2 separate regions of the Mus musculus genome follow, and region 2 is linked to region 1. The links are chromatin contacts, found by Hi-C or POLR2A ChIA-PET in ENCODE. All regions are on one chromosome and are shown on one strand. The core of a region is the stretch at or near the end of the contact, and the rest is flanking DNA. Distances in the headings are between cores, read along the strand shown.

What was found. Hi-C counts contacts between places; a loop is a spot of excess contacts on that map. ChIA-PET counts read pairs that join two places held with the same protein, here RNA polymerase II (POLR2A).
Region 2: a loop to region 1 is called in a map of mature B cell, with 2.0 times the contacts of the local background. The contact joins the promoter of Mpeg1 here to the promoter of Lpxn in region 1. A Hi-C loop is called at or near these places in 4 of 37 maps with a recorded cell type or tissue (Patski, mature B cell, regulatory T cell and 1 more). POLR2A ChIA-PET finds 5 or more read pairs at or near these places in 2 of 5 experiments (Patski and embryonic stem cell).

The regions. Positions count from the first base shown.
Region 1 is chr19:12,796,070-12,801,703 of GRCm38, forward strand. Lpxn (leupaxin) reads left to right here and starts at 2,510. Exons shown (of 9, transcript NM_134152.4): 1 at 2,510-2,610. The coding sequence starts at 2,598. Zfp91 (zinc finger protein 91) reads right to left here and starts at 54. Exons shown (of 11, transcript NM_053009.3): 1 at 1-54. It overlaps Gm44505 (predicted readthrough transcript (NMD candidate), 44505), which reads right to left and starts at 54. Exons shown (of 13, transcript NR_024093.1): 1 at 1-54.
Region 2 is chr19:12,457,230-12,462,863 of GRCm38, forward strand. It overlaps Mpeg1 (macrophage expressed gene 1), which reads left to right and starts at 3,541. Exons shown (of 2, transcript NM_001374668.1): 1 at 3,541-3,632; 2 at 3,922-5,634. The coding sequence starts at 3,972.

The DNA of each region.
Region 1 (5,634 bases), core at 1,260-3,759:
CCTTTAAGAAAAAAAAGGCCCTGTCCGTTGCCGGATGAAAGTCTCTGAAAAAATGGCGGCGATAGGATAGAGGCGGGGCCGAGGGGACAGCGCGGGATAGTCGTGAGGCGCACGCGCAGGGCCAACTTCGCCGAGGGCACTCTGGGAGACGTAGTCCTATTTACTCTGCGCTTCCAGAGAAATCATGGGAAACTAGAGGCAGAGGGAAGGCTGGGAGCGTCTATCTGAGGTCTGAGATTACGTTTTAGCGAGGCATTGCTTCCGGGTTAGGTCGCGACGCCTGCGTACAACTGGCAAAAATATTGAGCCAATTACAGGCTAGGGGTCCCTGGGAGAGAATCCTACTTCTTTTAATCTTTTTTTGTGTAAGTGCTCCGAAGTGCCCTCGTCATAGTCTTTACTTACTTCGGTCTGGTCATTTGACGCCTCCTCTGCGACCTGTTAGCTACGCTCCTTTTTATTCCTCCATCTTGTGTTGAGCCTCTCACTTGTGAAGCCCAGGAGGTTAGGGACTCGTTCTGCGTCTGTCAACTTAATTTTAATAAAACGTGTAGGACGAAGTGTAAAGTTGTTTCCTGGTAGGGATGGGGCGCCACGGAATTGCCGTTGGCTGTGGTGCTGGAGCTGGAGAGCCGGTTAGCGTGACTCACTGATTTTTTTGTGGATAAGTTAGCTGTCGCTCACGTTCTCCACCCCGAGGCTGAATGCCTTTGCGGTCTGTAGATGTTTCTGCGGCACAGGAAACACAGTCATAATAGCAGCTCTGACTAGCGTTTACAGCTAAGTACCTTCCTGATGGGGAAAGGGGGCTTTCCAATCGTTCAAACCGCAACTGGTGGTAATGCAGCCTCTTATACGTTTGTATGCATTTCTTTCCCTCTTAAACATTGTTTGCATTCCTTGGGTTGCCTTTTACACATTGCAACCAGGAAACGACTTTCAAGGAGACTCCTTACACTTCGAAGATGCAAACGTCTTAAGTTAAAATCTACACAACAGTATGGAAAGATACAAAGTTTGGAAATCTGATTCAGAATTTTATATTAGCCATTAAATTTTAGACTTTTAAAGAAGTTCATTTTTCTTTCTTCTTTTCCTCCCAGCATCTGGCTCATTTGCCACACAGATAAGGCAAATGTTTTATAGTCTACCGAGTTTTGCGCTTTCAAAGGATTAGTGTCCTTTTCAGTTCTAAAACCCGACGGTATCAGTAGGAATGAATTTTCTAGCGCTGTTTGCAATGAGCACGTTTGGAACAGCACTGACATCCAATGGCTGCTTAAAGTAATACAAAAAGCGAGCCTCTTAAAAAAGGTTTTAGTAAAATGAATGACTTGTTCCTTTTAAAAGATGATCATTACAAAACTATCCCTTTATTCTATTCTTCTAGCCAGTTATTACTCCCTATTCCTGTTAGTCTCTTGGTAAACACTGGGACAAAACCCACTTCACAGGGCCATACTTATAGTTCTTTATATACTGCCTTTTCTAGGCAATTTTCTGTTAAATGCGTTTGTTGTTTGTTTGTTTCCTTTTGAGATGAACAAAGGCACAATAAGATAAAAATCTACCTCTCTCACCTTTTTGGAGAAATTGTGAACTGAGCAGGAATTGTAATTCAGATTCTGGAAGCTTAGTACCCAGTATCTTAAATCTTCTCAATTGATTCTTCCTTATTCTGTAGACGTTTGAATGTTGAATAACTGGATAAACCAGGATCAGAGAATTCAAAAGTGAACCCACTTCTCTTCAACTTTAAAGAATCTATAATCTGGGCCAGTGAGATTGCTTAGCAGATAAAGGCACTTTGCTGAAAAGTCTGATGAATTTCATCTGTGGGACCCCAGTGGTACAAGGAGAGCGCTTTCTTACTCTTACAACTTATGAATGCCTACATGAGCACACACACACACACAATTATTAAAACGTCTGTTTTAAAAAATCACAGTTTGTATGGGAAGTGAGGTCAGCTGTACTAAGTAAGTACAAATAGTGAAATGAAGTTGATGCTATTTAATCAGAAATTTTAAGAAAGGACCTGTACTTCCATGGTCTTCTAGTTTTATAGGAAAAGGAGGAGGAAGAGAAGGAAAGAAAAGGAAGGAGACAGAAAATAGCCTGCAGTGGGCAATGGGAAACTTAAACTTGGAAAACTCTTTAAGTATAAGCCTAAAATTTCTATGTGTGTTCAAGATAAGCCCTTGAATACAGTAGGTGTTTAAATTAAAAAAAGAATTAACTTTCAATTTTTATAGCCACCTTGGCCAATGTAGCATCAAAACTTCAATCTTGCACAACCTGCCTTTTTCTGTTAGCACAATTAAAACAACAAACAAACATATAAAACCCCCCCCCAAAAAAAAAACAAACCAAAAAACAAAACAAAACAAAACAAAAAAAAAACCCTGAGCTACTAGAAAAGAAAAAGTATTCAGCAAATCAAAAGTGAGGAAGTGCTAAGCAAATACAGGAACCAAAAGGGGTCACAGAGGCTGCTTCGCACTGTCTCATTCAGTTCCGTTGTGGTCCTCTTCTTCACCACATGCCAACAAAGTTCTTCACAATCTTCGAGACTAGAGCATCGCAGGTATAGGACAATGGAAGAGCTGGGTGAGTGAAGGGGCCTTTGGAGAAGATGCTCTAAGGAAGTGGGGGCCTGGCTGCCATCCATCCCCATCTGTAATGATGAAGTGTGGTCTAGTCAAACTGAGGATAGGACTGAAAGATTTTTGTTTTCACTTCTGTCCTCAATTCAAACAAGAGTGAGGCAGGAGGAACTATCATTGTTGGGGGAGCTATGGGGTTGCTGTTTGCAGCGGCACAGTTGGCAGAGCGTTGAGACCAGACAGCCAAAGAAACAGAAGGAATTGTAATTGAAAGTGCCTTTTCCCTTGGCAGCTACTGGAGGTCATAGGGCAGCTCTACAGCTTGGAGATATGATACTGGAAGAAAAAAAAAAAAGGATGGGAAAGGAAGAAGACATTAAATGAAGGAAGGGAAGGAGAGAAGAAAGAAAAGGAAACCAGGAGAAAGGGAGGATAGTGCAAGGACAGTGAAATGACCGAGCAGTGTAAAGGGTCTGTAGAGATTGCAAAAGGGCCAGAGTGCTTTCATTTCTCTGTAGTTTACTGTTAGACTACAGGTAGACCATCACTGTAGTAGGTTTTGTTGCTTTTTATTTAGAGAAATCTTGAAGGAGCAGATTGCTTCTCAAGAAAAACAGTCCATCCTTTCACTCTGAGGTAATGAAAACGTCAGTAGAAGTGCCGCTGGGCTACTGTGTCCAGAGAAACCTAGGTCAAAAAGCCTGGAGCTGTAAAGTCTGTCTCCTTGGGGCTCATTTCATATACCTTGGCAACTTTTTATCATCTACATACCTCCCTGTCTGCCTGCCTGCCCATCTGTCCTTCCATCCATCCATCCATCCATCCATCCATCCATCCATCCATCTATCTGTATCACCTATTTATTTTTGTTATCGCTACACAAAGTTACTTTTACCCACTTTTCAAGCTGTATTAATTCCACATTGTGTTTGTAGCTATGCAAAAACTTCCAACAATAATAAGATGCAAAGCTTGTACATTGTCATTAAAAATAATTATTGGGGTTGTGTTTTAAGAACTGGAGAAACAGAGGAACAAAGAAGAGAATAGAAATTATTGAGGGAAAAAAGGGTGTTTTAAATAAATCCTTAACTGTTTTGTCAGTAAAATGTAGTTCAATATTGTGGTTAATGCTGTATCTTGGACTTTGGTATAGAATCCAGATTCTTTTCTATATAATATTGATTATTTATTCTTTGAGAATTTGATGAATGCATATCCTGTGTGGGTATTGGAGGAAATTTGCATTTCTTCATCGAGTTTTACCATTTTTTTTCAGGTAGGATCTTAGTTTTGCTTTATTTTATAGGTCACACACATCAAATTCTCAAAGAATAAGTAACCAATATTATATAAAAAAGAATTGGGTTCTATATCAAAGTCCAAAATACAGCCTTAATCACAATATCAAAGTACATTCTACATTTAATTCAATATTAGTTCAAAAAGTTAAAGGGCAATTAATATTGGGAAAACTTAAAATCTGTAAATAAGTTTAGTGTTTGCAGCAGTTTTCTGAAATAGGTATTATTGTTTTTCTTTAAATAATGAAAACCCAAAATATCTTGTTCACTCTCAGGAGCACCTGACACTAAGTACAATTAAATGGTAATGTTACAGGTTGTTCTTTTATATTAGAAGTGTATTTGTTCTGGTGGCCAGTGTAGTAATACATTTTAAAAAAATGTATAGTTTAAAGAATTTCTGAGTAGCATAGTTGTTAAGGAAATCTTTTTCAGAAATGTAGAAAATAAGCAACTTTGGAAGCTGACTGTAGATAATCCAATTTGCTACAGGTTAATAAACTGCTAGTAGTTACCCCTCAATGGTCTCTTCAAATTGTAACAATTTGCATGGAATGTAGTGTTGCTTGCCTTCAATCCTTATGCTCCAGAGGTGGAAGCAGGAGGATCAAAAACTAATGGTTATTTTTGTTTGTATGGAAAATTTGAGGCCAGCCTAGGCTATCTATGTACGATCCTATCTTTAAAAAGTCAGACATGGAAGGCAGAAGCAGATAGATCTCTATGAATTGAGGCCAGTCTGGTTTATGTTACATAGCAAGTTGTAGCCCAACAAGGGCTATGTACTGAGGCCCTGTCTCAAAAACCAAAATGAAACAAAAGGCAGGTAGTGTCTGCCAGGCACAGTAGTTTGTACCCACGATCCCAGCCAGCACTTGAGACTAGGTTGAATGACTGGCCACAGTGTAAGGTCAGCCTGGGCTACCTTGTTAGTTCCAGGTCAGCTTGGGCTAGAATGAGACCCTGCCTTAACAAACAGCAACAGGACTAAAATCCAAACCCAAGACTTGGGGTGGATTTCTCTTTCTACTTGTGTAGAAATTTTATCAAGGACAGGCTGGCTCAAGTGGGCAAATATTTCCTTTATGCAATACTGCCTTGGATGTTAGTAGCATGTATTCACCTAGAAGGTTTTACCTAAATCTTCTCAATTTAGGGATGAGATGACTCTAACACATGGAGACGCCCAGAGACTTCACTGCCAGTAATCTCATATTTGTCACACCAAAATTAGTCATCTAATTTAAATTTTAGAGTCTGCATGAAGCCAAAGGAGTAGCTTCAGGAGCTGGTGAAATATGTGTTCATTGGAAACAGGAAGTGAAAGTCCTGGTAACTCGTGAGCAGAAAGGAGAGTTATAATAGATTTGGTGAGCTGATGCTTCCGAGGATAACTTCACATCCTCTGCTCAGTGATACTCCTGTCCCATCATGTTTAATATACATGAGTTCTCTTGGTCCAGGAAGGACTCTCATTTCTGATTGGAGTGAAGCTTAGAAAACAGAAAAGAGAATGGTTGCATTCTAACATGCAAAGTGTTGGAATTCTGAAATTCAGAGTTGAGGCTGGCTAATTAGAGTCTGAGATAAAACATTGGCTTTGTTGTTCTGTTTTATTTACTCTAAAACATTCCCAAGATCTTTTATTGTGGAGAATTAAAATATATACAGAATGGGAGATAACAGTTTAATGACTTTGATTGCACCCTTTGTATCAGTTTCAA
Region 2 (5,634 bases), core at 2,291-4,790, 340 kb before region 1:
AACAAACAAAAACAGCCACAGTGCTCTGTGTCACACAGGTCTGTCATTGTCATCAAAATATGGTCTCTAACAGTCAGGTTCTCTGTTCCATTTAACAGTGCTTTGTATGTCAGGTGTCAGACTTGTCTCCTGGATCTCTGGCAAACAAAGTAGGCTGAGGCTGGCTAGCACAACCGTCTCGGATCACCTGTGAGGTGTGCATGTCAGAAACCCCCAAACAGGCTCCAAGCCCACACAGAAGTGAACCTTAGACGTAAATCATGGCTTAACTGCTCGTGACACAGTGCCAAACATGCTCAGACTTAGAAAGAAAGCAGATGTGTGACTTCCCTCTTGCTGCTTGCTGGAGGAAGTGAAATCGATTTGCGGCACCAGAGAAGCACACCTTCTGTGGAAGAATTGCCTCTCTCTGCTAGAAGCCAGAGCTCAGAAGTTAGCCCCAGCCCTTCACTGCCTCAGGGGAGCCATCTGGAGAGAACGTGTGTTTATAGGAATATTTCAGTTCAAGAAAAAGCAGAGAACATTACTGGAAGGAGGAAAACAGGACAAATGGAGGTGGGAGGTGCTAGTCAAATCCCCACCAATGTCCTCCCATCGGACATTCTGAGCACCGCCCTCCTGTCCTGGCATGCAAATGGAGGTTGTGCCCTGGAGTCTCACCATTTCACTTCTTCTTTCATTGTTTCTCACCAGCTAAACCTCCTTCACCAAAGAAATCATAAAAGCCATGCGTTCAACCTCCACGGGCACACGAAAATGCCAAAAGTAATTTGATGCTTTAAAAAAAAAACAAGAGCATACTAATTGGTTTTCCAGTGCCACATGGTCAGTCCTGAAAATATAAGTAACGTTATAAGGACTGAGTGGTTACATTTAAGAATATATATTTATATACATACATACACATACATGTACACAAACACACACATATACATCCAGATACACATACACAGACATACACATAGACACATGTACACACCTAAGCACATGTACACAGAGACATGTACACACACATACACATACATATACATATATGTATGCATTCACAATTAGTAAAAAAAATGCCATGAAATTGAAGTAGAGTGGGGAGAGGTATATGGGATGGATTGTGGGAAGGAATGAGAATGGAGAAATGTTTTAATTGTGTTCTACATCAAAAATTAAAAAATTTAAAATATATATCTGTATTGCTTGAGTTGTTTTACTGAATATAAACTGATAGTCATTGTTATTTAGTAGTTAATAAATGCTCAGTTTAAAAAAAAACCTCATAGCTAAGACATTATCATTGTTGAAAACGCAAGAAAATCAAAGAATCTCTGGAGATTTAAGAGTAAAAAAATTATTCAACAAACTCTATTGACCAGACACTGTCAATTGGCTGGTGTTGGAGCCTCTAATTTTATATACTTGGCCATATCTGGGTTCATGATGCTATTGTTTTTACATATCATTGTATAACACAATAATTTTTCATTATAAACATTGTTTGAAAAACTTGTGTTGTCTGTAGAATATTTTGCCATTCTTCCATTTTATGTGATGTTAGAGTGGAAAACTGTACTAAAAAGAAAGGACAGAAAATAATGAGAGACTGTTTAGCAATTTGCTAAGACTTGAATCTAGAACCATCTGTGCTTACTTTACCTGCCTCTCGCTTCAGGATATCAAGGTCTCAACAGGATCTATGGCTTATTTATATTATTCTTGTGTGTGCTGTGGTGTGTGTGTGTGTGTGTGTGTGTGTGTGTGTGTGTGTGTGTGTATGTGTGTGTATGTGATATGGGGTCACCCACACAGGCACATGCAGAAGCTGAGGTTGACATCATAATTTTTCCTAAATTGCTTCTCCACTGCATTTATTTATTTATTTATTTATTTATTTATTTATTTATTATTTATTTTTGAGACAGGGTCTCTCACTTAACCTGAAGCTTAACATCTTAGCAGTCGCTTAGCTTACTCACTAGCTAGCAGTCTCTTGGGATTCTCCAGCACTGGAGATCCAGGCATGCACTGCTGTGTGCACATTTTAGGCGAGTTCTAAGGATCCAAACTCAGGACTTAGTACCTGCACAATAAACACTGCACCCTCATAACCACGTCCCCAGCCCTCAACGTGATTTAGAAAAGAGAGAACAAGAAGAAATTGCTAGCCTGCCTGTCATCAAATAGGTGTGCATAAGCCAGTTAAAATAGAAGAGTGCACTTACTGAGTTATTGCAAGCACTCAAGGGCGTTCAAGTCTCAGCTTTTAAACTCTAGGTGCTGTCTCCTGAGGTATAAATACATAACCCTGCTTATATATGAACTAGAGCACCCTCTGCAGTGACTCGGCTGGGTTCTCCAACTTGGTATAGCTTGGACATCGTTCACAAACTCATTCCTCATTGGAGGCTGGTGTGAGTCAGTTTCCCCAAACACCTTGGCATGAATAGAACCATGCTAAGGCTTTTATGGATTTACAGAACACCACTGGAGCCTGGATCATGGCTAGGGAAGCTCAAGTCCTTCAAAAATGCTTTGTTGCTTCCTCAATGACAACCTGAGATAATTTAGTTCGTTAAGATCTTCACAGCCTATACACAGGTGGTAGTCTTCACCCACGGCTGAAACATGTTTCTGCTTTTAAAGTCTTAGCCCTGCATCTTGCTCCTAAAATGATCTGGGGTGCTATGAGGGTGCTGTGTGAAGATTTATTATCTGCTATAGAGTTCCTGGCTGCTGCTAAATGAACCAAGACACTCCAGGTGTTACAACTGTGTAATTCACCTAAGCCTCCCTTAATTCTGATACTTGATCGCTAGCACAGACTACTCCTCTCTGAATCACAAATCTAAAGGAGCTAGTATCACTGCTAGACAAAAAGAAGAGGTGGGTGTTGAGAAAAGAGTGCTCATTATGTTTTCCTGACAATAGAAGAAATGAATTTTAGTACTTTTAACCCATGTAATAAAGAGCATGTTTCCTTTTTTGCTGTCTTTGCTGACAAAAAAGTTTTTGGATGAAAAAGTTAAACGTGTGGTCAGTTGCTGCTTAGTTTAAAAATTGCACACATGGAGACGATCAGACAAATGTGTGGACACAAGCACGGATGCTCCTGGGCCGTTTGTATGCTTTGAGTAAACCAAACTTTGCAAATTTGTAGTGTGGCTTTTGTCTTCTCTTGAATATTTCTCTCTGAACGGAGAAAAACAGAACAGCGTGGAAGCCCTCACCCTCACCCAGGATGCCCAGAACAATTCAGGGTGAGGGTTCCCAGCAAACGGAATGCTTTCCTGAGCAGTTCAGCCCTAGATAAGTCTATCTCCAAAATAGGACTGTTTGAGTTTGTAACAATGAGACCTCACAAAGCATGCATCTGAGGTTATCTATTTATTTATTTATTTATTATTTTACACTTTTGTTCTCAGGGGGCAGGCCCCAACTTCAGTGTACCAATGAGACATCTAAGATTTGTCCTTGACACAGAGTAGCCTGGAGGCGGGGTATGTAAATAAGCACAAGGTTGCTACTAACTCCTGCGTTTCCAGTAAAAAGAAACTAATACTGTGATTTCACAAAAGAAGAGAAAGGCAGGTTTTGAAGTCAAAGAGAGTGAAACAAAAGCCAGACAGAGCCTTCTGACAGAGGTAAGTTGTTGAATCCACACTTTTACTGGGTGCCAAACCCCTGTGTAGAAGAAAGGCAGGGTGAGGGACATAGGGTGTGTGTGGGGGGGGGGGGATTGAAGAGTGTATCTTTGCATATCCAGAGTAGAATAATTTTTACAAGGTACTAATGGTCTCTAATATTCCAACCAGCTTTCACTTCTCTGTTTTGCAATTGGAGCAGCATAAAGAGGAACTGATGGTTTTAGGAGAACTGTAGAATTTTCTGTTTCAACAACCGCTTTCTTTTCCATCCTTCTGTTTGCCCCAGTCTTGTTGGTGAATGCTTAGGGCTGGTATATGGCCAAAACCATCTGCGCCATGAACAGCTTCATGGCCTTGGTCCTCATCTGGATGATAATAGCGTGTGCTGAAGCAGACAAGCCTCTTGGAGAAACGGGTACCACTGGATTTCAAATATGCAAGAATGCCCTGAAACTACCTGTCTTGGAGGTCCTACCAGGAGGAGGCTGGGATAATCTGAGAAATGTAGACATGGGACGGGTGATGGACTTGACATACACCAACTGTAAGACCACAGAAGATGGGCAGTACATCATCCCCGATGAAGTGTATACTATTCCTCAGAAAGAGAGCAACCTGGAGATGAACTCAGAAGTCCTGGAGTCCTGGATGAATTACCAGAGTACCACCTCACTTTCTATCAACACAGAACTCGCCCTTTTCTCCAGAGTCAACGGCAAGTTCTCTACTGAGTTCCAAAGGATGAAGACCCTTCAAGTAAAGGACCAAGCTGTGACTACCAGGGTTCAGGTAAGAAACCGGATCTACACAGTGAAAACCACCCCAACTTCAGAGCTCAGCTTGGGGTTTACGAAGGCACTTATGGACATCTGTGACCAACTAGAGAAAAACCAGACGAAGATGGCCACCTACCTGGCAGAGCTCTTGATCCTCAACTATGGCACACACGTAATCACTAGTGTGGATGCTGGGGCTGCACTGGTTCAGGAGGATCACGTAAGGTCCTCCTTCCTTCTGGACAACCAGAATAGCCAGAACACCGTGACCGCTTCTGCAGGGATTGCCTTCTTAAACATTGTGAACTTCAAAGTTGAAACAGACTACATTTCTCAGACCAGTTTGACGAAGGACTACCTGTCGAACAGGACCAACTCCAGGGTGCAGAGTTTTGGAGGGGTTCCCTTCTATCCAGGCATCACCTTAGAAACCTGGCAGAAGGGCATCACTAACCACCTAGTGGCAATAGACCGTGCTGGCTTGCCTCTGCATTTCTTCATTAAACCTGACAAGCTACCTGGCTTGCCAGGTCCCTTGGTGAAGAAGCTGTCGAAGACAGTGGAAACTGCTGTGAGACACTATTACACTTTTAACACTCACCCAGGATGCACAAATGTTGATTCCCCCAACTTTAATTTTCAAGCCAATATGGATGATGATTCCTGTGATGCGAAAGTCACCAACTTCACCTTTGGTGGAGTTTATCAGGAATGCACTGAACTGTCAGGTGATGTTCTTTGCCAAAACCTGGAGCAGAAGAACCTGCTCACAGGTGATTTCTCTTGTCCCCCTGGCTACACCCCTGTCCATCTGCTCTCCCAGACCCATGAAGAGGGTTACAGTCGTCTGGAATGTAAAAAGAAATGCACCCTCAAGATTTTCTGCAAGACAGTGTGTGAAGATGTGTTCAGAGTGGCCAAGGCTGAATTTAGGGCTTATTGGTGTGTGGCTGCTGGCCAAGTACCTGACAACTCAGGACTTCTCTTTGGAGGAGTCTTCACTGACAAGACCATCAACCCTATGACAAATGCACAGTCATGCCCAGCAGGCTACATCCCACTGAACCTGTTTGAAAGCCTCAAGGTATGTGTGTCCCTGGATTATGAGTTGGGGTTCAAGTTTTCAGTCCCCTTTGGTGGGTTCTTCAGTTGTATAATGGGGAACCCCTTGGTTAATTCTGATACAGCTAAAGACGTCAGAGCACCATCTCTGAAAAAGTGTC